7 separate regions of the Homo sapiens genome follow, and all the other regions are linked to region 7. Evidence: chromatin contacts called from ENCODE Hi-C or POLR2A ChIA-PET data. All regions are on one chromosome and are shown on one strand. The core of a region is the stretch at or near the end of the contact, and the rest is flanking DNA. Distances in the headings are between cores, read along the strand shown.

The links. A loop is a pair of places that touch in the nucleus more often than their neighbours do. ChIA-PET counts read pairs that join two places held with the same protein, here RNA polymerase II (POLR2A). Pooled maps may share reads with other maps.
Region 1: a map of B cell shows a loop between it and region 7 (14-fold over the local background). The contact joins the promoter of GLCE here to the promoter of NPTN in region 7. A Hi-C loop is called at or near these places in 1 of 168 maps with a recorded cell type or tissue (B cell), 1 of 37 single-sample maps with no recorded cell type and 4 of 50 pooled maps.
Region 2: a map of CD4-positive, alpha-beta T cell shows a loop between it and region 7 (8-fold over the local background). The contact joins the promoter of HMG20A here to the promoter of NPTN in region 7. A Hi-C loop is called at or near these places in 2 of 168 maps with a recorded cell type or tissue (CD4-positive, alpha-beta T cell and CD4-positive, alpha-beta memory T cell) and 7 of 50 pooled maps.
Region 3: a pooled map shows a loop between it and region 7 (14-fold over the local background). The contact joins the promoter of ANP32A here to the promoter of NPTN in region 7. A Hi-C loop is called at or near these places in 1 of 37 single-sample maps with no recorded cell type and 7 of 50 pooled maps. POLR2A ChIA-PET finds 5 or more read pairs at or near these places in 1 of 52 experiments (HepG2).
Region 4: a loop to region 7 is called in a map of CD8-positive, alpha-beta T cell, with 15 times the contacts of the local background. The contact joins the promoter of IREB2 here to the promoter of NPTN in region 7. A Hi-C loop is called at or near these places in 2 of 168 maps with a recorded cell type or tissue (CD8-positive, alpha-beta T cell and naive thymus-derived CD4-positive, alpha-beta T cell) and 7 of 50 pooled maps.
Region 5: a pooled map shows a loop between it and region 7 (17-fold over the local background). The contact joins the promoter of PSMA4 here to the promoter of NPTN in region 7. A Hi-C loop is called at or near these places in 5 of 50 pooled maps.
Region 6: a loop to region 7 is called in a pooled map, with 12 times the contacts of the local background. The contact joins the promoter of TLE3 here to the promoter of NPTN in region 7. A Hi-C loop is called at or near these places in 8 of 50 pooled maps. POLR2A ChIA-PET finds 5 or more read pairs at or near these places in 2 of 52 experiments (BJ and GM12878).

The regions. Positions count from the first base shown.
Region 1 is chr15:69,158,887-69,162,142 of GRCh38, reverse strand. GLCE (glucuronic acid epimerase) reads right to left here and starts at 1,508. Exons shown (of 5, transcript NM_015554.3): 1 at 1,386-1,508. It also overlaps the pseudogene LOC100421574. RefSeq lists silencers at 1,129-1,238, 1,439-1,648 and an enhancer at 1,346-1,846.
Region 2 is chr15:77,419,485-77,422,788 of GRCh38, reverse strand. HMG20A (high mobility group 20A) reads right to left here and starts at 1,901. Exons shown (of 10, transcript NM_001304504.2): 1 at 1,785-1,901. PEAK1 (pseudopodium enriched atypical kinase 1) reads left to right here and starts at 2,685. Exons shown (of 10, transcript NM_001385026.1): 1 at 2,685-2,783. RefSeq lists enhancers at 1,400-1,449, 1,840-1,889 and silencers at 2,340-2,659, 2,910-3,079, 3,090-3,299.
Region 3 is chr15:68,819,551-68,822,683 of GRCh38, reverse strand. It overlaps ANP32A (acidic nuclear phosphoprotein 32 family member A), which reads left to right and starts at 1,789. Exons shown (of 7, transcript NM_006305.4): 1 at 1,789-1,986. The coding sequence starts at 1,933. RefSeq lists silencers at 1,248-1,307, 1,378-1,537, 1,588-1,837 and enhancers at 2,509-3,090, 3,091-3,133.
Region 4 is chr15:78,436,892-78,440,385 of GRCh38, reverse strand. It overlaps IREB2 (iron responsive element binding protein 2), which reads right to left and starts at 2,170. Exons shown (of 22, transcript NM_004136.4): 1 at 2,030-2,170; 2 at 505-591. The coding sequence starts at 2,048. RefSeq lists a silencer at 1,716-1,955 and enhancers at 2,426-2,485, 2,556-2,635.
Region 5 is chr15:78,538,621-78,542,133 of GRCh38, reverse strand. PSMA4 (proteasome 20S subunit alpha 4) reads right to left here and starts at 1,690. Exons shown (of 9, transcript NM_002789.6): 1 at 1,595-1,690; 2 at 204-229. The coding sequence starts at 206. RefSeq lists enhancers at 542-1,434, 1,543-1,652 and a silencer at 1,193-1,462.
Region 6 is chr15:70,096,560-70,099,916 of GRCh38, reverse strand. TLE3 (TLE family member 3, transcriptional corepressor) reads left to right here and starts at 2,000. Exons shown (of 20, transcript NM_001105192.3): 1 at 2,000-3,142. The coding sequence starts at 3,119. RefSeq lists enhancers at 1-680, 768-1,742 and silencers at 673-822, 893-972, 2,562-2,731, 2,742-2,861.
Region 7 is chr15:73,631,614-73,635,075 of GRCh38, reverse strand. It overlaps NPTN (neuroplastin), which reads left to right and starts at 1,687. Exons shown (of 9, transcript NM_012428.4): 1 at 1,687-1,951. The coding sequence starts at 1,861. RefSeq lists silencers at 1,531-1,830, 1,911-2,170.

The DNA of each region.
Region 1 (3,256 bases), core at 259-2,758, 4.5 Mb after region 7:
TTTGCAGAGTTCTAGCTTTGGGATTTCAAATTCCATTGTTTTCTGGAGGCTGAATTTGACGTTATCCCTCTCTACAAATGCTTTTCAAAGGACAGAAAGAAGCCAGACAGAACACGCTTCCCTGCACTATCCGACTCTGCCTAACATTCACTCAGGCAAGACTTCAGAACAGATCTAATCATGCAGGATGAGCAAAGCAGACCACCACCTAGGAAAGCAAGCCAAAATCAGTCTTCCCCACCCTCAACAGATTCCAGTTGCTCAGGAGCTGTATCCACGCTCAACCTGCGGACACCGGCCTCCTAAAGAACCTGCAGACCAAACGCCCACCTAAGGTGCTGCCACTCTAGCTCCCGGAGCTCCAGCGAGACCAGCGCGCCCCCACAGGGATCCCGGGGCAGAGAAAAGAAAACTGCAGAACAAACGCACTGCTTCTTCAACTAGGCAACAACACCGATCAATCCTCCAACTAAGCATTGAGTAAATCTCATCCAGAGAGAAGGAGACCTGAACAAAAACGTTTCAGGATGCTGCCCAGCCTGCGCGGTAGCACCAAAGCCCTCTCCCGCCCTCAGCGGACCCAGCGCCTGCGGAGCCGCGCCCACCCCGAGAGACTGCCCGGGGGCCAGCTAACTCGCCCCGTCGCCCCCAAAAGACTGGAGACCATGCCAAGTTACCGCCCCGCTCCGGGCAAAGCAGAAACCCCGGCCAGACGCTGGTCGCCGCTACACACCCTCAGCCCCCAACAACCCCCCAAGGCGGCCCCGGCCCCAGCGGAACGGATACATCGCTCTCTCACCCGGAGACACCGATGAACAGACCCCTCTCCCCAGAACCCGGACACACTGCTTCTTCATCCCAGCAATGCGAAACGGACGCCCACGCCCGCTCAAAGAACCCCCAAGACCCCGATGATCTGCCTCCAGAGACAAGGTTTACACCGGTGTAAACCTTGCTAAACTGCATTCTCTGCCCCAAAGAGCTCGGGACCCGGGTAAAAAGACCCCTTGTCCCGGAACCCCGCTACACCACCTCCAAGAAGCTCAAGACCCTGATAAATCTCCCTCGACGTCAAAGACCTAGGACCCCGTGTGCCGCCACCCACCCCTACCCCAAGCCGGAAGAGCCCCCAGGATCCCTAATACATTGCCCCCTCACCTCGGGAGCTCCGGCACCCGCTACACCGCCCTTGGGCGCCCGCGCCCGGATCCCACTGCACCGCCTCCTCGCCCCCCGGACTCCCAAACCCCGCCAAGCCTCGCGCCCACCAGGCAGCGCCGCGCAGCCCCCAGAGCCGCCCCCGTCAGGAGCCCGCCTGCTCCGGCTGCTCCGTGTCCCCGCTCCCCGACCGCTCCTCAGCGGAGACGCGCTCCGGGCTTTCTAACCTGAGCAGCGTCGGAGGGCGAGCAGACACGGGAGCCCTGAGGAAGAGAAGGAGACAGCAGAGAAGGGGTGGCTCAGGCCTGCGGTGCCGCAGCTCCAGCCTCTCGGCAAGGAAGCGCTTGTGTGAGGAGAGCCCTCCCGCTCCGCGCGCAGCCGGGAGACCGAGCCACCGCCGTGCCCGCAGCTCTTCCCGCGAGATCCCAGCCACGGCAAGGGGCGGGGCCACGGCGGGGGGCGGTAGCGGCAGCTCCTCGAGTGACAGTCCTGGCAGCCTGTCGGCTGCAGGACGGGCGGCAGGACTCGGAGTCTACTACGACCAATTGTAAAAAAGGAAAGGTGATTCTCCCCGCCCCTTCTCCGCCCCTCTTCTTCTCCGCTCCTCCTTAATAAACTGTGAGCAAAGGTAGTAGTGACCAGAAGTAGTAGGAGGCAGTGGACTTTCGCGGTAAGGTAGCTCGAATGACGTGACGTGCTTGGCTTGTGTGTGGTCCTGCTAGGCCGCCGTAGATACACCTGGTTTGGGGAAGAGGCTGGTCTTCACACCGGTGTAAACCGAGGTGCGGTTACCCTTGGTTACAGCGCTGCCCGAAGTGCGCTGGGGATTCCCATCTTCCAGGTTGAAGGCCCACCCACTCCGGTTACCCGCGTCTAAACCTCCATTTAATTCCTTTCCCCGATTTGGGCCTCTCCTCCCTCTCCACCTCAAACAGGGCACCATTGTTAAGATGCCCATGTTTTCCAAACCCCAACCCAGGACATCTGGTCTGACAAAGAACTCGTCTGATGACTGTATTTATTTCTACATACAGCCTTCCAGAAGAATGAAAAGCAAATCTCGAGTTACCAACATAACAAATTCCAAAATTAATGAAAAGTCGTACCTTTATAGACCCCAGTGCCCAGTAGTATTTGGCACACCCAGGGCACTGAATAATGTGAAAGGAATGAATTAAGACTGTTAAATATATGCAAATCTCGAGTTACCAACATAACAAATTCCAACATTACATGAAAAGTCGTACCTTTGTAGACCCCAGTGCCCAGTAGTATTTGGCACACCCAGGGCACTGAATAAGGTGAAAGGAATGAATTAAGACTGTTATACTTAAATATATTAAATCTGGACCTGGCCCCAGAAAATTCGGCTTTCCTAGCCTTTCCTCTATAATGTGAGCCAGTGGCTTCACCCTTAAATCCAGGCTCTTCATTATTATGCCTATCCTGTACCTTCATTCATCTTACCCTCTTCACTCCCTCACCCACAGCAAGAAGTGCCCTTTCTCCTCAAGGTTAAATCTTGCACCTGTGCCCTGGATCCCAGCCATTCCCAGATTTTATTCAGCTATTCTTTCTTTCCCCATTATTAATTTCTTCCTCTAACCTAAATCTTTCTCCCACAAACATAGTCTCGCCCATCCTTTGAACAGAACAAAGCCACCCAATCTCTTCCACCCAAACTACCTTCTCCTTTCTCCTAGGAATCACACTTCTTGGGAAACATTATATTTGCTGCTGAGCACTGTGGCTCATGCCTGTAATCCCAGCACCTTGGGATGCCAAGGTGGGAGGATTGCTTGAGGCCAGGAGTTTGAAACCAGTCTGGGAACATAATAAGGCTCCCCTATATGCAAAAAATAAAAAACTAGCCGGGTGTGGTGGCACACACCTATAGTCCCAGCTATTCGCGGTGGGGGAGGCGGGGTGCTGAGATGGGATGATCGCTTGAGTGTGGGAGGTTGAGGCTGCAGTGTACTGTGACCAAGCCACTGCACTCCAGCCTGGGCCACAGATTGAGGCCCTGTCTCTAAATAAATAAATAAAAGTATACTTGTTGTCTCCACTTTCTCATCTCTTATTTTTCCCACTACAGCGT
Region 2 (3,304 bases), core at 652-3,151, 3.8 Mb before region 7:
AATCGTGTGGTCTTTCAAAATATAAATCATACTTGATTTTAGGGTCTTAGATTCTTTTTTAAAAGTGACCACAGAAGATTAAAACATGTATTTTTTTTTACTGTAATATTTGGTTTAAAACATATTTTCTAATGAACCCTAACCCAAACAGCTATTTATTTATTTATCTATTTTTGAGACGGAGTCTCACTGTCGCCCAGGCTGGAGTGCAGTGGAGCGATCTTGGCTCACTGCAACCTCCGCCTCCCGGGTTCAAGCAATTCTCCTGCCTCAGCCTCCTGAGTAGCTGGGACTACAGGCGCACGCCACCACGCCCAGCTAATTTTTGTATTTTTAGTAGAGACGGGGTTTCACCATGCTGGCCAGGCTGGTCTCGAACTCCTGACCTCGTGATCTGCCCGCCTAGGCCTCCCAAAGTGCTGTGATTACAGGCGTGACCAAACAGCTTTTTAAAAAAACTATTATAGAATTAAAATAATCGCAGAGTCTGAGGCTAGATTAAGTACAATCCCAAAAGAAAAAGTACACAGGCCTTATTACTTCAAAAATTCTTGCAAGACAATACAGTTCTAGGTTCACTGATATATATACTAAAATTACTAACATTCAGATTTCACAAAGTAAGCTTCAAATAGATTGATTCCTTCAATACACAGACACACACCCTTCTAAGTATTGTGTTATCTGACAACAGAACCAAGGAATCAAAATTATTGAGTGTTTATTACCGCCTCACATATAGTTTATTAAAAATGAGCTACTGAAAACCAGAAAGTTCTTATTGACCTTTTGTCCTTTGTGAGCCAACTTTTTCCTGTTTAGAATCTGAGCTGAGTCTCATGACCCTTGCTTTATACTTTAAAACCACAAAGAACAGATACCATTTAAAAATCAGTGATGAATTAAATTACAAAGGAGGAAAATGTAATAAAATACAACTTTCAAAAATGTTACGTGTAAGCTACACATAAGAATTTTTAAGGCTGAAGAAGCTGTTCTCAGGCACAGGGCAAAACCTGTAGCCCAAAATCAACAGTCCTAATAATTTAAGATGTCAATTTTATCAGTTAAGGTAACCTCAAATTTGAGTACTTCAGTGTGATACTTTCATTCTGCTAAGATGAAAATGCCCCAGATTTTATGTAAAATATTCAGTCCCCTAAATAAAAAGTTATCTCCTTAAAAGAGAAGCTAGATTTCCTGTTGCATGTCAAGGCAGAGGGCACCACACTTCACCCAGCCAAGGCTGGACTTGAGTAGGGGTGCAGGTGTTGGCAATTCATCAGTCACACAAGCTATGTCGTCTTGCAAAGGTGCATAGAGATTTTTAACAAGGGCTTTCGAATTCTTTGAAGAAAACACAGACAATTTTGCTGGGGAGGAAATGCTCCATATTCCACGTGGAAGCAAACTCATAAATTCTGACTGCAGGTTGGTGTTCAGCACAACTTGGAATAATCTAACTTTTCACATAAAACACAATCCCCAAGCTGCAAGATAATGTCTCCGCGAATGGCACCAAGCACCACCTTTTCAAGCCCTCATCAGCACTGGAAGTGGGTCGGACACCCCCAAACCATCACCACCCCCCCACAGGAAGTGAGGGTGTCCCCCCTCCCCAGGACGGCCTTCCTCCCCTCCCCCAACCGGAAGTTGAGGCGCCCCCATTCAGCCGGCCTCCAACTGAGACAAACCAGTACCACCACCACCAAAAGAGGGGTGATCTTCAAGGGGTGAAGGGCATCTCGACTGGGGCCACCCCCAAGCTCGCCTTGCTTACTGACCTGCTGACGACAGGGGCAGGAAGGGGCCTAGGGCCAAAAGAAAGTCCCTTCCACAGAGGACAATTCCCTCAGCCCCTCTCAATCGCCTTCACTTCACGCACTCGTCGTCTCACAGCTGGACAAAAATTCTTCCGCAGCACTTTATTTTGGTGTCCTTTCCTTTTCTTTACCTAATCTCTTAACCACCTTTCCACAGGTAACTCCTCTTACCGCATAGCATTTACAATTGCTCCGGTGAGAAGAAAAATGAAATATTTTCCACGGTACCTTCACAAAAATGAAGGGATTATTTTGCCCCAATGCGGCGAAGGACTACGTGGTTACGCAAGGTGAGCCTTATTTTCGTGGAGGTTTCTGGGAGATGTAGTTTTTTTTTTTTTATTGCGAAGGCCCGCAGAAAGTAGAAGAACTGAAATTGGTCATGACTACATATTAGCGTCCTCGAAAACATATTCTGTATTCGATGACGGCTGACCTAGCGGGCCCCGACGCCCAAATGGGCCCAGACTCCCCTGGTCTTTTCCTCTGCGGCTTAATCGAACCCAAATTTTCCCTCACGCGGGCCCAAGGTCTCGGCAGCCCCGCCCCTTGTCTTAGCCCCGCCCTCCGCAGCCAATCAGGCACCCTTTAGGTCTCGTCCTCTGGAGGTTGGAAGGCAGAGAGGAGGGGCCTGGCGGTGACTCCTCCCGCTGGGGCTGAGGGAGACCTGGGAGACGACCGGGGCCCGTGAGCGCGCGCGTGCTCACGGCTCCAGGAGCGCGGCGAGCGGGCGAGGGCGCGCGCGGAGGGGCGGCGCGCGGGGCCGAGAGGAGGCGGGCAGGCTGGTGGGCTGGGCGGGCGGCGAGCGGCCGGGAGCGCGCGGTGGACTCGGCCGCGGCGAGTAGTTAGTTAGTTGTTGTTAGTCAGTGTCAGTTGCTCGGCGGCGGCGGCCGTGGTCACCAGGAAGGGGACGGGACGGACGGTGATGGTGGTCGCCGCGGCGGCGTGTGCGCCCCTCAGGTAACAGCGGCCCGGCTGTCCGCGTCCGCTCGGTTGTCTTCTACTCACGCGCCGTCTGTGGGACCAGGGTTGCCGCGGGTTGAGGGCGCTGACCCGGGGGAATCCGGGCGGGGCGGCGCGGGTTCTGGGTGGCGGCGCGGGTTCTGGGTGGCGCCGCCGCCGGGGCTCTGGCGGCCGGTGCGTCCCGCCCGGCGCGGGCTCTAGCTCCCCGGCCACCCCCGCGCCCCGCCGGTGCCGCGCGCCCCCTGCCGCCCCTGCCCCCTCCCTCGGCGGCGGCCCCGGGAGCGCGACGCCCCCCAGAGGAAGGAAAGTTGGGACCTGCCGCGAGGGACGCCCCCGGGCGCGGCTGGGAGGTTGCGGGGGAAAGTGAAGCCTGGAGGAGCTGGACGCGGGGAGGCCGGGGCAGGAGGGGCTTCTCTGGCTCCTGCCGGGTCCACACGGTCAGCCCGCTCCCGCACCCGGGAGCATCGGCGCAGCCTCGCCGGCAGCGTCGGGACGGAGCCGGGTGGCTCCCTGCCTGC
Region 3 (3,133 bases), core at 540-3,039, 4.8 Mb after region 7:
AACTTAGAATAAATTCCAACTATACAAATAGGCTTCAATAAGATTAACAAAATCTGAGGATGACAGGCAAGTCAACAAGTTAAATAAATTATACTATTTATACCCAGATAAAATAAAACAATGACTTCTAACTTTTATGGTGCATTTCCCACCTAATCAGAGTAAACATCAGACTTCAAATTCCATTTATCATTTTATCTGAAAGAATTTACTGAGTAAAATCCTTAGTTGCAGGGCTTTACACTTGCAATCCATCAGGTTGCAATATTAAAGTTACTACAGCTTCTTCCCCAGTGTAAGCATTCTGTATGTGTTTTATTTACATTGTCACTTTTTATTTCCTCCTCAACTTCGTATGTCTAAGAATGAAACTGGATTGCTATTATGCAACAGTATTTTAACTTTGCAACATACATACTGGCTTATCTCTCCTTTGAACTCCTGTTCCTGAAAAATAAACATATGTATCCAGAAAAACTACCTTGAGGCGTGTGGGGAAGAGTGCAGACATGTAGAAACAAACACTAAAATACAGTCGTGTGGAAAGGTAAGGATGTATCTGTCCTCGTTGACAACAATCCCCGTGGTTTATTAACAGCCACAGGCAGCCAACTTAGTGCCGTAAGTCGGTAACCCAGTGGGCATCGGGGCTTTAAGGTCTCTTAAAACTTAATGTGATTCAAAAATACCCAAGGCAACCACGCCGAAAAACCAGGAGAAAGGGCTCCAGTTAGAGCCTCCTTGGCAACCCAAACCGAACCGAATGACTCAGGTGGACGATTAGAATAAACCGTGCGCCGTTCTCTTTCACTAGGTCTATAAAGCCCAGAAATTATGTTTGGTCCAGAAAACCAGGAGTTATGAGCACCTTCCTTTTCCACCTTTTAATATTCTACATATCTAGCAACGGTTCTTAATCCATGGTCTTCATTCATTTATTGCCTAAACAAGATCTTGGGTGTCTCTTGGTGATCACTTCTTCCAAGCTGACCTAATATGACAGCAAAGTGAAAAGCCTCTTCGTGGGAAGGGTCGCGACCGCGCGGTAAGTCATCCAAAAGTGGAAGCATCTTGCTTTTACTGACTTATGTATACGAGGGTGGCGATGGTGGCGGCCTGACAGGGACGAGGCCGGAGGGGAAGGGGCGCGCGGGCTGCTGGGCAGCCGCGGTGGGGGTGACGGGGGCAGCCACGCTCCCCAGCGCGAGCCGCCGGACCCGGGACCCGACGAGCCCCTCCCGGCATTGCACCCTGACCCCTCTCCTCCTTCCAGGCCTTTCATCTGCCCTCCCGCTGGGCAGCCCGCGGTCCCCGGACCTCAAGCCGCCCGCCTCCTTCCGCAACCCCGTCGCGCCGCCCCGCGAAGCCCTCGGCCGGGCGGGGACCCCGACCCGACCCCTCCGGCCGCGCCCCTCCCCCTCGCAGAACGCACCTGCGGCCCCGCCCCCGGCCGAACGCTGAGGCGGCGGCTGGCTGGCAAGGCCGGGCGGCTCGGCCCTCGAGGCACAGTCACCTTCCCTTCCCCCGCCATTCCGCCCACCCCCCTCACTCAGCCACAGAGCAGCCGCCGCGCTCCTCAGCCGCCCCGAAATCTAAAGGGGTCCGTCTCCGGCACCACTACCAAATGGCCGAGCCTCCCTGGCCGGCTGCGCAGCCCGCCCATTGGTCCCTTCCCCCCCCCGCCGCCACTGCCATTGGCTGTTGCCCGGAGACCCTCGGCGGCGATTGGCTCGGGCCGCTGCCGCTCGTCCATGGGGCCGCAGATCCCGCCTCCACGGCGATCAGGTTAGTGTGCGCCGCGGGTGCTGGGGGCTCGAGAACCGAGCGGAGCTGGTTGAGCCTTCAAAGTCCTAAAACGCGCGGCCGTGGGTTCGGGGTTTATTGATTGAATTCCGCCGGCGCGGGAGCCTCTGCAGAGAGAGAGCGCGAGAGATGGAGATGGGCAGACGGATTCATTTAGAGCTGCGGAACAGGACGCCCTCTGATGTGAGCATTTGCCAAAAATATCTCTGTCGGTCCATTCTCCTACTTTGTGTGTGTGTGTGTGTGTGCGCGCTGGGGGGAGGCACTTTTTTTGGGGGGGGGCGCCCGGGAGGTGCGGGTTTGGGGGTCGGACTGCAAGCGAATTGGCAAGGCTGGGGGGTTGCAATGCCATCCGAGCATGTTCCGGCTGCCGCCGCCGCTGCCCTTGGTGTGTGACTACCTGTGCGTGTGCTCCCGCGTGTGCGAGTGTGGGTGCGAGAGTGTGCGTGCGAGTGTGCACCCATCGGGGGCCGGCGGGCGCACGCGTTTGGGTCGGAGAGAATGAGGCGAAATCACCCTCGGAGATCGCTGCTCCCGTGACTCCGTCTGGGGGGAAGATTAACGAGGGAGGAGGAGGAGAGGGGCTGCCTCCTGGATTTAACAACAAAAAAAGGGGGTTTTACATTTTATAAATGTATCCCCCCTTCCGCCCCCCTCCCGCGCCTCCCCCCTCCCTTTCTCTCGCTCGCTCGCTCGCACACACAATAAGTTTGGGGCTTCGCGAGTCCGGTTTAGTTTCTGATAAATGTGGGCCGAGGCCCCCGGGGAGAGCGCGTGGGGAGGGGGCTGCAGCGGAGTTGGGAATGGCTGGAGTTTAAAGTGCGTCTTCATTTCTTTGCAGTGATGAGGCGAGAGACGGGGGAGCCATATTTGTAACTTTGTAGTGTTCGTGAACGCGCCCTTTCTCTCCCTCCCTCCCTTTCTCTGCCTCCCTTCCTCTCCTCCTCTTTCTCCCTCACTCTTTCCACCCCACCTTCGGGCCAGATGCTGATGTTTCTTCCTTTCCTTCCGAAGGGAGGATAAATTAGAAGGAGGGGGAGGGATTTTCGAACGTGCTAAGGCACAGATAATCCCCGCGTCTCCCTGCCTCCAGCGATCGCTGGTGCAAGTTGCCCAAAGGCTACGTCCCGGTGCCCCCTCGCCCCAGCTCCTTCCGGCTTCCCCAAGATGCCAGCCTTTGGGCCCTGGTGCCCCCCAGCTCGAACCCCCGGCCCGTCTTTCTCAGTGCTGGGCTTGTCGGCAGCCATTCGGCGCCTGCTTAATAAATGGGCACGGGAAACTTTGTCAGGACGCGAGCTGCCCGGAGCTGGCGCCCGTGGTGGGTACTGGC
Region 4 (3,494 bases), core at 921-3,420, 4.8 Mb before region 7:
TCTCAAAAAAAAAAAGAAAAGAAAAGAGAAAATAAAATATACATTTAATTGGTGTAGAATTATCATCAGTCAGTCAGGTTCTTCTAAAAATCACATTAGGCCAGGCGCAGTAGCTTACATGTGTAATCCCAAAACTTGGGGAGGCAGAGGTGGGAGGATTATTTGGGCCCAGGGGTTCAAAACTAGCCTGGGTAACATAGCAAGACCCCTGTCTTCACAAAAACAAGAAAAAAAAAAGTTTGAAAACTGCATTATTGGTTTCTTTGAGGGGAAAAACTAGTGCTTAATTAACTTAGATTTTTAAATGAGAAGTTAAGGTGTGGGCCTACATCTTCCCTGAACAGAAGTTGTCCCAGGAGGAGTTTTTAAAATGGTATAGGTATGTGTAGGTGTACCTGTTACAATACGGTGGAAATACATTTAAAATTTCTTCAGCTCAGCTTGACAAATGCATTTTCATTATTAGAGACTAAACAAACCCAAGAAAATGTAAAGCAACATTACCATACTTGGTGCCAAGTTTAGATACATCGAAGAACTTCTTATGTGAACTGTCATTTAATGTTTCAATAAGGTACTCAAAGGCGTATCCTGAAAAAAAAATTGTATTTTCATTAAATGCAGCAACAAAATATTTTATTCAGCTGAAAATACCTGGAAACTAGCTTTATCCAATAGAATTTTCTGCAATGGTAAAAATATTCTATGTTTGAGCTGTCCAGTAAAGTAGCCATTAGCAACGTGTGGCTATTGAGCACCTGAAATGTGGCTATCGTGCCTGAGGAACTGAATTTTTAATTTATTTAATTTTGATTAATTTAAAGTCACACAGGGCTAGTATCCACCACACTGGAAAGCATAGTTCTAAACCATAATTTGTCAAGTAAAAACTAGTAAGATAATTCACTCCTGAAATGTGATAAGAATACCTGGAAAGGGACAATAAGAATGATTTAAATAATCCACGGGGACGTTTTGGAAAGACATGTCTTGAAAACTGCAGAGACAGGAATTTGTGAATTCCACAATTAACATTAGAGGGACTGATTAAAAAAAAAAACTAAAAGACGGATTTTTACAGAGCATTCAATAAACCAAAACAAAAAAACTTCTCAGTTAAGTCCTTACCAGGGCTTAGTACTGAAAATAAAAGTAACAGAATCTCTAGGAAATTAGCATATTCTACCCGAAAGAGACAAGTCTTCTGGTTTTGCACGAACTGAAGCTGAACTACTAAGTCAAAGATCCAGAGGTCTCATTTAAACGTGCCTCAGCTCCCAACATTCTAGGGGGCAGTGGCGGGGAGGCAGCCCTGAGGTTGAAAAGAACCTTCAGATCTTTTGTGCAGACTCATAGCGGTGGGTGGCCAGGACCCTCAACATTGTTAAGGCTTTCATCCAAAAGGAGAAAACATAAGCACAGCCCATTTTCAGAATGAATAGTATTTTTTTCTCTTTTTTTTTTTTTGTAGAGGGAGGTGGACGGGGGAGGAGACAGCGGTGCAATAAATGGTCGGAGAACTGACTGACCAATGTTCAACCTTGACTGCCCCTCATTCGGCTTCCAGAGGCACAGAGAGACTGAGGGGCCTTAGGCTGGACCGTGGAATCAACATCTAGCTGCGTGAGACCCGAACACGGAGACGCAGGCCCCCGCCTTCATCGCTCGCCAATGGGGGGCGGGCAGGAGAAGACGGTGGGCCTCTCCCTGCCCCTGGTGTTGCTGACGGGGGCCAGGAAGCCGCTGGCAGCAGGCAGCGGCCACCGGAGAGAGAGGGGTGCGGGTCAAGGCCAGCGGTGGGGTGGCCCGCCCTGCGGGTGTCGCGCAGGAGGGTGGGGATCGGGAGCCCCAGCTTCCGCGGCCTAGGCTCAAAGGGCGGCCCAGCAGGCAGGCCCCGAGGGGAGCACAACCCGAGCCCCGAGGGCCTGGGCGCCTGCCGAGCGACTCCAGGCGAGAAAAGCAAGGAATTCGGCGCCTAGGCAGCGCGCGTTTCCAACTGCCAGACCCAGCTCGGAGGCCCGAAACTGACCTGCTTTTGGGGCGTCCATCGCCGGAGACCATATTATCCCTCCGGGGAGGGGGCCAGCGGGGGAAGAAGGGGGAGGCCGGGCAGGGAAGACGGGGAGGAAGACAGGCGGACTGGCAAGGGAGGAAAGAAGGAAGCAGGCTCGCGCAAATATCGCGAGAGCAGCAGAGCCAGCCCCGGGTCTGCGCTCGCGGGATTTGTCGCCTAACTCCCGCGAGATCGTCGGACAGGAAAACAAAGAAAGGGAAGGGGCGGAGCTAACCAGAAAGCGATTTCTCGCGCCGTCGCCGCTGTTCTCGCGAGCGGGGGCGGAGCGCTGGGGAGGCTCCAGTGGGGGCGTTGGCGTGGCTAGTTTGGCCTTCGCAGCGATCCGTTACTTAGTTGCGGCCTTAAGTTTTCTATTGGGGTCATGAATTCGAGCGGTGTTTGCGTTCCCGCAAGGTGTCTGTTGGAGTCAGGGTCGGAATCGGAACTGCTAGGAGAAAGAGCTCAAGGAGAACCGCTTTCCCCTAACTATAAAGCCTTGCATTAACTTGTCAGACGTGGGCGGCCCACACGCGTGTTTTCAAGTGGGGGCGGCCATACTGATCGGGCGCGTGGGAGGCGCTCAACTGTTGAATGAATGAATTTTTTCTTACCCTCCGGTAGCTTCCGTGATTGCCGACTTCTTCCCAGTGGCAGTTAACACATGCTTAAGCCTCTCCATCCTTCCGCCTCAGCTCCTCCGGTCCCTGTGTTCTCCACCTACCCAGCATTATCTCCTGTCGCAGCAACTTACCAGAAAGAGTCGCTCATACTCGGCTCTCCCCCACCCACTTCTTATCCTCTTCCAGTCTGGCTTCCACTCCCAGAAATGCCTTTAGCCAAGGCCAGCTATAACTCCACTTTCTAATCTCACATATCTCAATCTTGACTGGTTCTCTCCCATTGTTGAAAAATACTCTTCCATCAGCTTCTGTGACTTCAGACTCTACTTTTGTTTCTTCTCCTAAGGGTGCTTGATCTCAGGCTCCTCTGCAGACCTCTTCCTCCGCCCAGCTTTTAAATGTACTGGGCACTTGATGGGCACAGTAGCTCATGCCTGTAATTCCAGCACTTTAGGAGGCCAAAGTGGGAGGATGGCTTGAGCTGAAAAGTTCAAGACCAAACACAGCAACGTAGTGAGACCCTATCTCTACAAAAAAAATTTAAAAATTAGCTGAGTGTGGTGGCATGCACCTGTAGTCTCAGCTACTCAGGAGGCTGAGGTGGGAGGATCACTTGGGCCCAGGAGATTGAGGCTGTGGTGAGCCATGATTGCACCACTGCACTCCAGCCTGAGCAACACAGCAAGACCCTGTCTCAAAAAAAAATATATTGGACATTAAATGTGTCCCAGGGCTCTGGCCTTGTACCTCCTCCCTCTGTCCATTTTCCCTGGCCCATCTCACACTTCCTTTGACTTCAGTTATTAGTTAATATGTTGATG
Region 5 (3,513 bases), core at 441-2,940, 4.9 Mb before region 7:
AGGCCAACTCCTGCAAGCCTACAAATGATCTTACAAAACCTATCCTGGTATACAAAGTTCAATAGGTGAGAGGAAACTGACAAGAAAAAAGGCACCTTCTCACTGCTTTCCTTCTATTTCAATTTTCCCACTCAAGTCTGTAAACTGAGTACAAGCAATACTGTTTATCAGGCAACCGTTTATTGGCATGTGTATTAACTCACCATGTTTTCTGAACTTTATATAGTTCCTGTAAAAAGAAAATCAGATCATCATTAAAATAAGATTCACAAATTAAAAAGCATTTGCTGACTTTACAAATCTGTTTTATTTACTCCCTTTATTCAGCTAAGTGTCAGGCATTATGCTAGATGCTGGAATACCAAAATGTGTAAAACCAGTTCCTGTCCTGAAAAGCTAATACTGGCAGTTAGGTGAGAGAGGCAGTCATAGATTATAATGTGGAAAGAGGAACCGGGGGTAGGGTGGGAAAAGGGATGATGAAAGAATCAAGAAAGTATTTTTTGAGAAATCGATACAGAAAATGAAAGTAAATCAGAGATGGGAGAGGCAGAAATAAGGCTGAGAACCCTTGGGTCTAAGAGAAAGAACAGGGGAAGAAAGAAGGGCATTCCACACAGAGCAGAAAGTATGAACAAAGGGTACGGAGGCAGGATAGTTTAGTGGGCATGAGATAAACTGCTGATGCTTTTAAAATATATATAAATAAGAGCTAAGCGAGTATCCAAATCACGCAGAGCCTTGAAAGCCAAGGCAAGAGGCTGAGGCCTTCTCCAGAGAGTGATCTGGGTCCTGAACTTGGGGGTGGAGGCAGTTATCTTGGGCACCATCAGTACCATTCGTGCAAAAGGCAATACTAGGTGTTCAGCGTTATTTGGTAAAGCCTCAGTCCAAGGCCCACATTTCCAAATACTGGAATATAGGGAATCAAGACTGGAAAGGTAAGCTGGAATCAAATCCTGGAGAGCCCGCGTGCCCAGGTAAAAACAGAATTTTATCTCTCAGCCAATGGGGCTCCTCTGAATGATTCCCAAGGCCCACAGGAACTGATTGGCATTTTAAATGATCACTCTGGCTGGTGAGAGACCGAGGGCAGCGAACTGGTTGAGGTAATTGCAATAGGAATGGTGCAAAGTAAGGATGGCACAGAGCAGAGAAGCAGGGAGGACACAGAGACACTCGCCGGGGATTTCTGATTCGAGCTTTAAGCACAACTTTCTGTTGTCTCCACGCCTGACGCCGGGCACAGCACTATTTTGAGTTCACCGGCACCTCCGGGAGAGCTAACTTTCACGTACCGAACTCCTGAGGACGGAAGCCACCCCAACTCTCGGTCCTGCCCACAGACCCCCACCCTCAGCCCGCCCCCTCGCGGGCCCCGGCGTCCAGGCTTGGCACTGGGAAGCCCCCGACGGCGGCCGGCGGGGGCCATTCCCGGCGGTCGGTCCGTCACAGAGGAGGCGGTGCAGAGTCATCGTGCCCACGGCTCCTCGGCGGCAACTGCAGGCCGGGACCGACTGTCTTGACGTTCACGACCCCCGCCCAATGGGAAAGCGGCCAAGCTTCCGCGGGCCCCAAGGGGCCAAAGGCTCACCAGATGGAAGACCCTGAAGACCTGAGATGTCCACGGAGCCCTTAACTCCACGGAAGAATAAACCACCACCGCTCACCGAATAACCGCTGCTAATATGGCCCCCGCGCATGCGCAGAACCGCTGGGTTGGGGCGGGGGGAGCGGGACGGCCGAGGACGCGGAAGTCCTTCTTGCGGGGCGGAGCTAGAACCCGTGCCCCTCGTGGGAGCTGGGTCGCGGGGGTGCTGAGGCTCTGGGGCGCTGCAGCTTAGGCTAGGGTCCTCAGCAGGTGGAGGAGTTGCTGTGCCATGGGGAAGAGGGCAGGAAGACAGTAGCCAACCAGGAGGTGGAATAGCTAATTTCTTTCTCTTACCCTTGGCGCTCTCCTTTCATTTTCTCTTCACTATTCAGACCTAGGATAGCAAATAGTGTGGACCGGCTTCTTAATTGCTATCATTCCTGTCCTGTTTCCCAAAATGGTTCCAACCACATGAGACTTTACCCCTCTCATCACCTTCCTTTTTCATTCTGGCTTTCACTTTTACTGCTGATGCATACATTTTGGACATACACATTATGATGAGGAAGGCCGGGTGGCTCATGCCTGTAATCCCAGCACCTTGGGAGGTCGAGGCGGGTGGATCACCTGAGGTCGGGAGTTCGAGACCAGCTTGGCCAACATGGTGAAACCGTCTCTACTAAAATTAACAAAAATTAGCCGGGTGTGTGGTGCACGCCTGTAATCCCAGCTACTTGGGAGGCTGAGGCACGAGAATCGCTTGAACTCGGGAGGCGGAGGTTGCAGTGAGCCGAGAGTGCGCCACTTCACTCCAGCCTGAGACTCCATCTCAAAAAAAAAAAAATTATGATGAGGGTCGAGCATGGTGACTCATGCTTGTAATTACACCGCTTTGGGAGGCTGAGGCAGGAGGATGGCTTGAGGCTAGGAGTTTGGAGGCTGCAGTGAGCTATGATCGCACCACTGCACTCCAGCCTGGGTGACAGAGAAAGACACTGGCTCTAAAAATTAAATTAAAAAAAATTATGATCAGGTTCACACTTTTGGGGGAATTTTCACCTTGGTCTCTTTCTCTGCTTTTCACCAGTCAGAAAGGATTTCCCTGACCAGCACAGTTAAAGCAATACCCTACCGTCAGCATATACTCGCACCATTTTATCTTCTTTACTGAAATTGTCATACTTGTTTCTGTGTTCATTATCCATCTCTCCACCTTTTTGCTCATTCAGCCTCGGTCCGTATGTAAACTATCTACTATGCATTTTAGGTTTTTTCAGGCTAGAAGGTTGACTAGATCTGGGTTAATATGAAGTCATCTGCTCACAGTCTCTCCCAAAAAGCAGCCCACTGGGCAGAAACTCCTCTTCATGTTGGTTGCAAAATTATTGGGGGATCTGGGCTTTGAAAAGGAGATAGCTTGGAAGTAAGTTACATTTTGAGGTCTCGCCTATCGTCTCTACTTTCCAAGCACACAGGGAAGTGAGCCAAGGCAAGATGGCAAAGAGCCACACGCAGGTGGTGCTCTGAAAGCATCCTCAGGTGGTGTAACTTATGGCATCTCTGAGGGCCCCTGCCTGCCACCTTAGTTCATTCTGCGGAATTCAGTGAACAGTCACTTTTAAGTGAGAGGTAGAATTTCTCAGGTCAAGAGAGGGATTCCTTGAGAAAAAGGGCAAGAGAAGAATGAGTCTGACAAGTGTGGGTGACTGAGTAGTTCGGTCTGATCTGAATGGAGGAGATAATACAGGAAGTAAGGAAAGGCATTTGAGGCCTAAGTGTAGAGTGCCTTTAATGCCAGAATTTGTTTTGGTCAGTAATGGGAAGACAGGATTAAAGTGATGTTTTAGGATGATGAACCCTCAACATCTCTCATCCCACATGTTCCTCTTACAATGTGCCACAGATGGTTCCCACTGAGAGGT
Region 6 (3,357 bases), core at 751-3,250, 3.5 Mb after region 7:
TAGTGACAGATTGTTTGAGCTGGAAGGAAAAGCCATTCAAAGCTAATTAAGCAGCCATTCCAAGCACTATTTGCAAGCGGGAGGCTCAGAAGCCTCGGCATTTGTCAGCGCTCCCCCACCCCGCGTGGTTTTGACTGACAGCTCTGGCCGCGGACTGACAGGGCCCAGCAGCTCCGCCAATCAGCAACGAAGAGCCCCTTCGGCGGTCCGTGATTGGTGACTCGCACCTTGCTCGGAGGCGTGGTCGGCGTCCCCCACGTGGGGCTGGAGCGAGAAATGGGCGGGGCGAGTAAGAAGCGGGTGCGCCCACCCGTGACGTAAGGGGGAGGGCAGAGAAGGGGGAGGGGGAAAGGAAGCGCCAAAGAGGAGCCATTTTGTTTCTAATGAATGCTGCGGCCAGATGCTCGCATCTGTCGAGCCGGGCTTCTCCCTCCCCCGTCTTCGGTGCGCGCCGAAACACGATTTATGTTTTTATTTAGGAGAATAAATAAATGAAGAGGGGAGCGCGGTTCGGGGCTGGCGGCCGGAGCGGGCGCGGGGAGGTTCAGTTCTGAGGCGGGTGCTCACGTGTAACTCCCCGCGCTCCGGCCTCCGAGCGCCCGCTAGCTCTCAGCTCCTCATTAAGATGCAAAAGCGAACCTCCGGCTCCTAATGAGGGGAAAATATAGATCCGGGGACGCGCGGCCGGCTCGCGCGCGGGCTCGCGGACTTGCCGGGGAGGGCCCCGGGGGTCCCGCCTTGGCCGTCCACCGGGCGGTGCGCGCTTTGAGGTCCACTCCCTGCTTGCTCGTCTGCCCCGCCGTAACCCCGAGCGCGGGAGGGCGAGGCCATCGGTTTGCGGGCAAGCTGGCCCCGGAGTCGAGTGGCCTGTGCGACCAAGCGGGGGGTCCGGGGGGCCCGGGGCCGGGGCGAGCGAGCGGGGGAGCGTCCGCGTCCCTCGGAGTGTCCAGGCTAGCGACCGAGACACCTACAGGCTTCCGCCAACGCCGTGGCACTGCCGGGAGCAGGCTGAGCAAACCAGGTGGGAACTCGGAGTTCCCGGGCCTCGGCCGAGCAGGGTCCCGACCCCATCCCCAACCCCCTCAGCCTGGGGATGCAGTGAGGAGCCCGCGCGGCGAGGCTGCGTCGAGGGTGAAGTTGTGCCCACGGGGAAGGCGCCCCGAATGGGGCCAGCCGTGGCTGAGCCTGTTGTCCACGGGCAGCCGGGCCCTTCCATCTGCGCTGCCCGCCTAGCCAGAGTCCCTCAGACTTCTCCTCGCAGGCAGCCGCCGCACATCAAAGGAGCTGTTTATTTGGCTTTCTGAAAAGAAGGGCGAGTGAACAAAGGAGAGCTGGGGGCTAATGTGGGGGAGGCGGGCAGAAGAAGGGGTGAAGAAAAGGGGACATCCTGAGTTCCGAGCAAATTTTTAAAGGTCGGAGGCAACTTTAGGAGCCACCGTTTTATCAGTCCTAAATCTTTTGAAGTGAAAACATTAAAGTGACAAAGTGATTGTTTGTTTTATAGTATCTAATTGGGCTGCTTTGCAGACCTAATGAGATTAGAGGGAGGAATCGTTCGCCGCCGCTGCAGAATAAACTGATACATTACTACCAGCCACAGGTTTTGAAGATTGTACAGCTTGTCTTATTTTCTTTTGTTGTTATTCCTCTGTCTTCCCTCTTTCCTCCTCCCGCTAAATAATTATTTGCTAGTAGACCGTGGGAAAAAAAAGGAGGAAAAAAACTCGAGCAGCCCAGGACTATAATATATATCTATTTATTATATGTCTTTCGGTTAATTCCTGATCTGAGGAGCGCTGTTTTTCACTCCCATGCGAAAGTCACCAGCGGGTAGGGCCTGATTGCTACTTTTCATGCATAGTTTTAGACACAAGAGGGCATTGTGACGTCGCGCCCAGCGGCACCCAGTCGTAGGCCGAGTCCCGCAGCCCCACGTGGGGGCCCCGCGCTCCCATTGGCCAGCGCCGGACGAAGCTGCCACATTATTTTGTTACTTTTCAGTCCCTATTTGGAACTGCTCTCGCGGCAGTTCAGACCTCGTGCTCGTCCCCTTCGCCTGTCTGTGTGTGGTATCCGTAGGTCCGGGGCACTTTTTTTTTTGGTGTGTGTGTGTGTGCGTGCGCGCGTGTGTGTGTGTTGGGTGTGTGTGTTTTGGGGGTTTGCCGGGGCGCGGAGAGGAGAGCCGGGCCGAGGGGAAGGAAGGAAGCCGTAGAGCTCCCCGGTCTCGGGCTGCGTCTCCCCTCCAGCGCTCTCCTGCCTGTGCGCTCCGACGCGGCAGCGGCGGTGGCGCTGAGCGCTCCTCGGTGGGGACGCGGTGCTCAAGCTGGGAGCAGCGAGAACCCTTTGCGGAGGCTTCCCGTGCCCGCTGGACTTAGGATGCCAGGGCGTTTGATTTGCACCTACTGAGCCCGGAGTTCCTCCCCGGCCCTGGGAAGGGCTTGCAGCGGCGGCGGCGGCGGCGGCAGCGGCAGTAGCAGACGGAACAGCAGGCTCTCCTCTCCGAGGGGGGGCGTCGAAGCGCCCGCGCCGGGCTCCCGCCCTCACCCTCCGGCGCTCCTGCGGCCCCAAGCCACCACCTCGTAGCCCGCCTCCTTCCTCTTCTCGCCGCGAGCCCCAGGCCCGGACGCCTCTAGGATCGGACCCGCGCGCCCCGGATGCTTGGGGCTGCCCCGGCGCGCCCCCCTACAGGCGCGACCCGCTGAGTGACCCGGAGGGGGCCCGAGCTCGCCCCAGGAGGGGCCCCCGGCCTCGGGACCCCGCGCCGGACCTGCTGGGGAGCCGACGATGTCCGCGCAGTCCCAGGCATTGACGCGCTCGACGCAGCCCAGGGAAGGCGGCCGGCCGCTGCCCGCCGAGCCCTAGGCGCACAAAGCCCGCGCCCGCCGCCCGGCCCCGGCGCCCGCCGACGACTTTGCCGCCTGCTCCGCGGCTCTTTGTCTCCACTTGGGGCGGGCGCCCGACTCTGGGATTTCGCTGCGAGAACGAGCTGGGGGGGCCGGGGGCGAGCTCTCGGTTTCCCGGCCGCCCCCCGCTCGGGCTCGGCTCCCCCCTCCCCCGCACCTCCCCGGCCCGGGCTCTCGGCGCTTCCACGCTCTCGGAATCACGACCCCTCCCTGCCATGTATCCGCAGGGCAGACATCCGGTGAGTAATTGCAACTCGGTTTATTTAAGCATCTATCATGGCAGGGTAAACGAGGCAGTTTATCTGGCACCTCCATTTTGCTTGTTGCTACCTTTATGGTGTGTGTGTTTGTGTGTGTGCTCTCACACAAAGGGGGATGCGGCCGGGGGGCGCCGTTGAGAGAGGAGGTTAATTCCGCGCGAGTGGCGCGGGGGGCTGCTTGTGTTCCAGGGGGA
Region 7 (3,462 bases), core at 438-2,937:
CACATTTCACTGACCCAAGCACATCCAATGCCACTCCCGACTTCAAGGGGACAAGAAAATGCACTTCTACCATGAGTCTATTAACAAGCAAACCAGATTGTTGGCATTAATGATTAATACAAACATTCTGAGAGCTGGAGCCGTTCGTGTCCTCCTTTGGCTTCAGCTTCCCTATCCACAAAAAGACCATGATCATTTTGTAAGAATCTCTTGTTGTAAGGATCAAAGAGCCACATTTGTTACAGCTATAATGAGGCAGAATGGTTGCATCCAACCAAAGCTTCCATCAGCTGAAAATCTTGATCCCACCACAGGCAGCCCTGTAGCCCTCCTTACTGGGCTGTCTGCAGAATGGCCTTTGTCCAGATGAAGGTACATGCCAATCTTTTTGTCACTCACACACCTGAGGTTTTGAAGGACATAGTTTTCACTTCAATCAACAACATGCCATAGTGGTCCTGGCCTTTGCTAGAAATTTTGGTCTGGAACCACCAGCTGTTCAGTTCCTGTTGAAAGTTCCAGACCACTTTAGCTTGATAGAGATTGCGAGGGTCTCCTTCTTCCAGGTCCTCCAAACCCTCTCTTTAAATCAAGTCAGGCCACCAGGACTGTTTACTTGGCCCCTCAGAGTTTCCACAGACACTCCCAGGACGTCTGCTGTGAGTCAGGGATGAGCTAAGCCATAGAAATTCCTTTGCCAACCACAAGCCCTGAGGGTAGTACAAAAAATACCCCTAAAAAGAGCATTTCCCAAACTTCTATGCAAACAGTAGTAACCACACTGCCAATCACCCTCCAGAGTGCTTTGCTAGATCCTTTCCTATGGGGCCATTTGACCCTTCCTCACTCCTCTGCTAGCCTAGGCAGTGCACTCCATGAGGACGGGGACTACCTTTTCATGTGGGTTTCACTATGTGCCTGGCACACAGCACGTTCTCAATAAATGTTTTCCGCATTAAGACGCTTCTTAGGAGTCTTCATGTAAGTTCATACACGACTTCCTTGTAGAATTGTGTCAATGAACATGCAATTAGGCTAGCTGAACTTCAGGCCCTGAGAGTCTATGAAGCTAAAATAAGGCCCAGATGTGGGGTGGGAGGGGGAGTAGGCAGAGGCGGCAAAGGAGGACATTTCAGGCAAAGGGAGCAGATGTCCAGGCAGGAAAGCACAAGGTAACGGGGGCACAGGGGGCGCACCACTTTTCCTGGAAGGAAAAAACAGCAGATGAGAGAAGGAGGTTGGAGCCAGTTACCAGTAGAGGTCTATGTTCAAAGTCCAGAAGGAAGAAACAGCAGGACGGGGACAAAGAGAGGAAGGAGGAAAGGAGGCACGGTGTATGAAACTCTGTAGCCAAGAGCGCTAACAAATGAAAGGCAGGATGGGTGGAGGAAATGTACTGTGTTCCAAAGCTTCCTCTTATTTATGGGTGCTCCCGGGCCACAGAGGAGTAAACTGAAGGACTTCCCAGCTCCCCACTGCCCAGAGAGCTAGCGGAGTCCCGCCTCGCCCCGTCACATGGCCAGAGGCGCCCTCGGCACGTGACCTACCTCGCGCTAGGCCAATCAGCCTCTGCAGGGGCGGGGCCACCGAGTCCGCGGGGCGGGAGTCTCCGTCGGAGCCGCCTCTTCTCGCGATCCTTGCGGCGGTCGCTCCTCAGCCGCCCACGACCCGGAGCGAAGGTCTCGCGAGGCCTGGGCGCTGCGGCGGCAGGAGGAGGACGGGGAAGGACGGAGCCGAGCCGCGGCTGCCTCCCTCGCTCACTCCCTCGCGCACTCGCCCGCCCCCTCCCTCCCTCCCCTCCCTTCCCCGGCCCCGGCTCTGGCCCCGGCCCATTCGCTGTTGGGTCTTCTGCTAGGGAGGATGTCGGGTTCGTCGCTGCCCAGCGCCCTGGCCCTCTCGCTGTTGCTGGTCTCTGGCTCCCTCCTCCCAGGGCCAGGCGCCGCTCAGAACGGTAAGCGGGGCGCCGGGGGCGGGCCGGGCGGGGGTTGAGGGGCGCCGGGGCCGGAGGGGGCCCGGCTCTGGCCTGAGGAGACGCTGGAGCTCGGGGAAGGGGGCCGAGTGGGCGTCTGAGGGGCTGCGGGTCCGAGAGGAGGTACCGGCTGCGGGTTTGAGGAGGCGCGGGTGTGAGGACCGGAGGCTCCTATCCGAGCGGCGGGGGCGTCCGGGGTGAGCCCGAGGTGTTGCCCACTCGGAGGCTCCACGTCGTGGGGCTCGTCGTGCCGGGTCGGCGAGGGGACACGGAGGAAGCCGACGTGGGGAGCTGGAGTAGCGGGGGCGGATGAGGAGGGGGCGCAGCTCTTAGGGAGGGTGGCACAAGACCGGCGTTTGTGTTCCGGGCGACGGGGATGGTGGTGTCCGTCAGGCCCCCCGGGAGCTGGGGTCGTCCAGGATTCTACTGAGGCCCCGTAGGACTGGTGACATCCTTAAAAATAAGGGGGAAATTGGGGGGAAGAGAGTCCTGAGGAACACTAATGGTGAGCTGAGTACTAGAGACCAAAGGAGGGGGTAAAGAATCAGGGAACCTTGGATCTAGGGATAGAGGGAAGGTGGGTGGGAAGATGAGGGAGTGGGTTGACTGCAGTAGGGGACCTGGAGAGAGAAGCAGCAGTGTCTCCAAATGAGCTGGGGGAAGAGGGCTGGGTTTGCTAAAGAGGGTGGAGTGCTGGGCATTCTAGGGTAGTGGTTGGGAGAGCAAAAAGGAGTTTCTAAATAAGGAGAGGAAAATGAGCAGAGGATGGAGGGAAAGGGTTGGAACTGAGGTGGGGGAATATTTATTAGAGAAGTAAGGAGGCCTGGGTATAGAGATGGGGGTGGGGGAAGACGAAAAATAAGGGAAGGGAGTAAAATGCAGGAAGTCGGGGGTGTAATGTTGGTTTGCAGTGTGGAGGATAAATTAGGGAAGGGAGGAGTTGGGATGTGGCAAATGCTGTATGATATTGGTCGGGCCTTTGGGAAAACAGGGACACATAGCTGCAACTAATTGCAGTGGTGGGATTGAGGGCAGTGACTGGCGACAGGGAGATGGGGAAGTGGATTTTTGAGATTTAAAAGTTTCAAGACAGAAGAGACGTTATTTCCGAGGAACATGAAAGTGGCCCCTGGGAGGTGGTACAGTAGAAAGCAGAGAATTACTGGGTTTTGAATTGAAGCTCCTTTGAGAAGATGGAGAAGTGGTGGGGAATCATGGGCATAGGGACCTAAACAGAGCAGATTCTGATTGAAGACATGTGTTAGCATTCAGCTGCTGAATTGATCTTTCACAAGTGAGTCTAGGATTGTGAACCTGTTTCTGCCCTTGTGGAAACAGCCATTAAGAGGTTAAAGAATATTTTTTCTGTGAAGGAATTTATGAGAAGTCAGTACTGGAGAGTGAACTATAAATTATTTTTGCTAATCTTTCATTGTTTATTGTTAGGCCAGAACAATTTATGATTACTCTTATTAGAGAGGCTGCAATTTAAA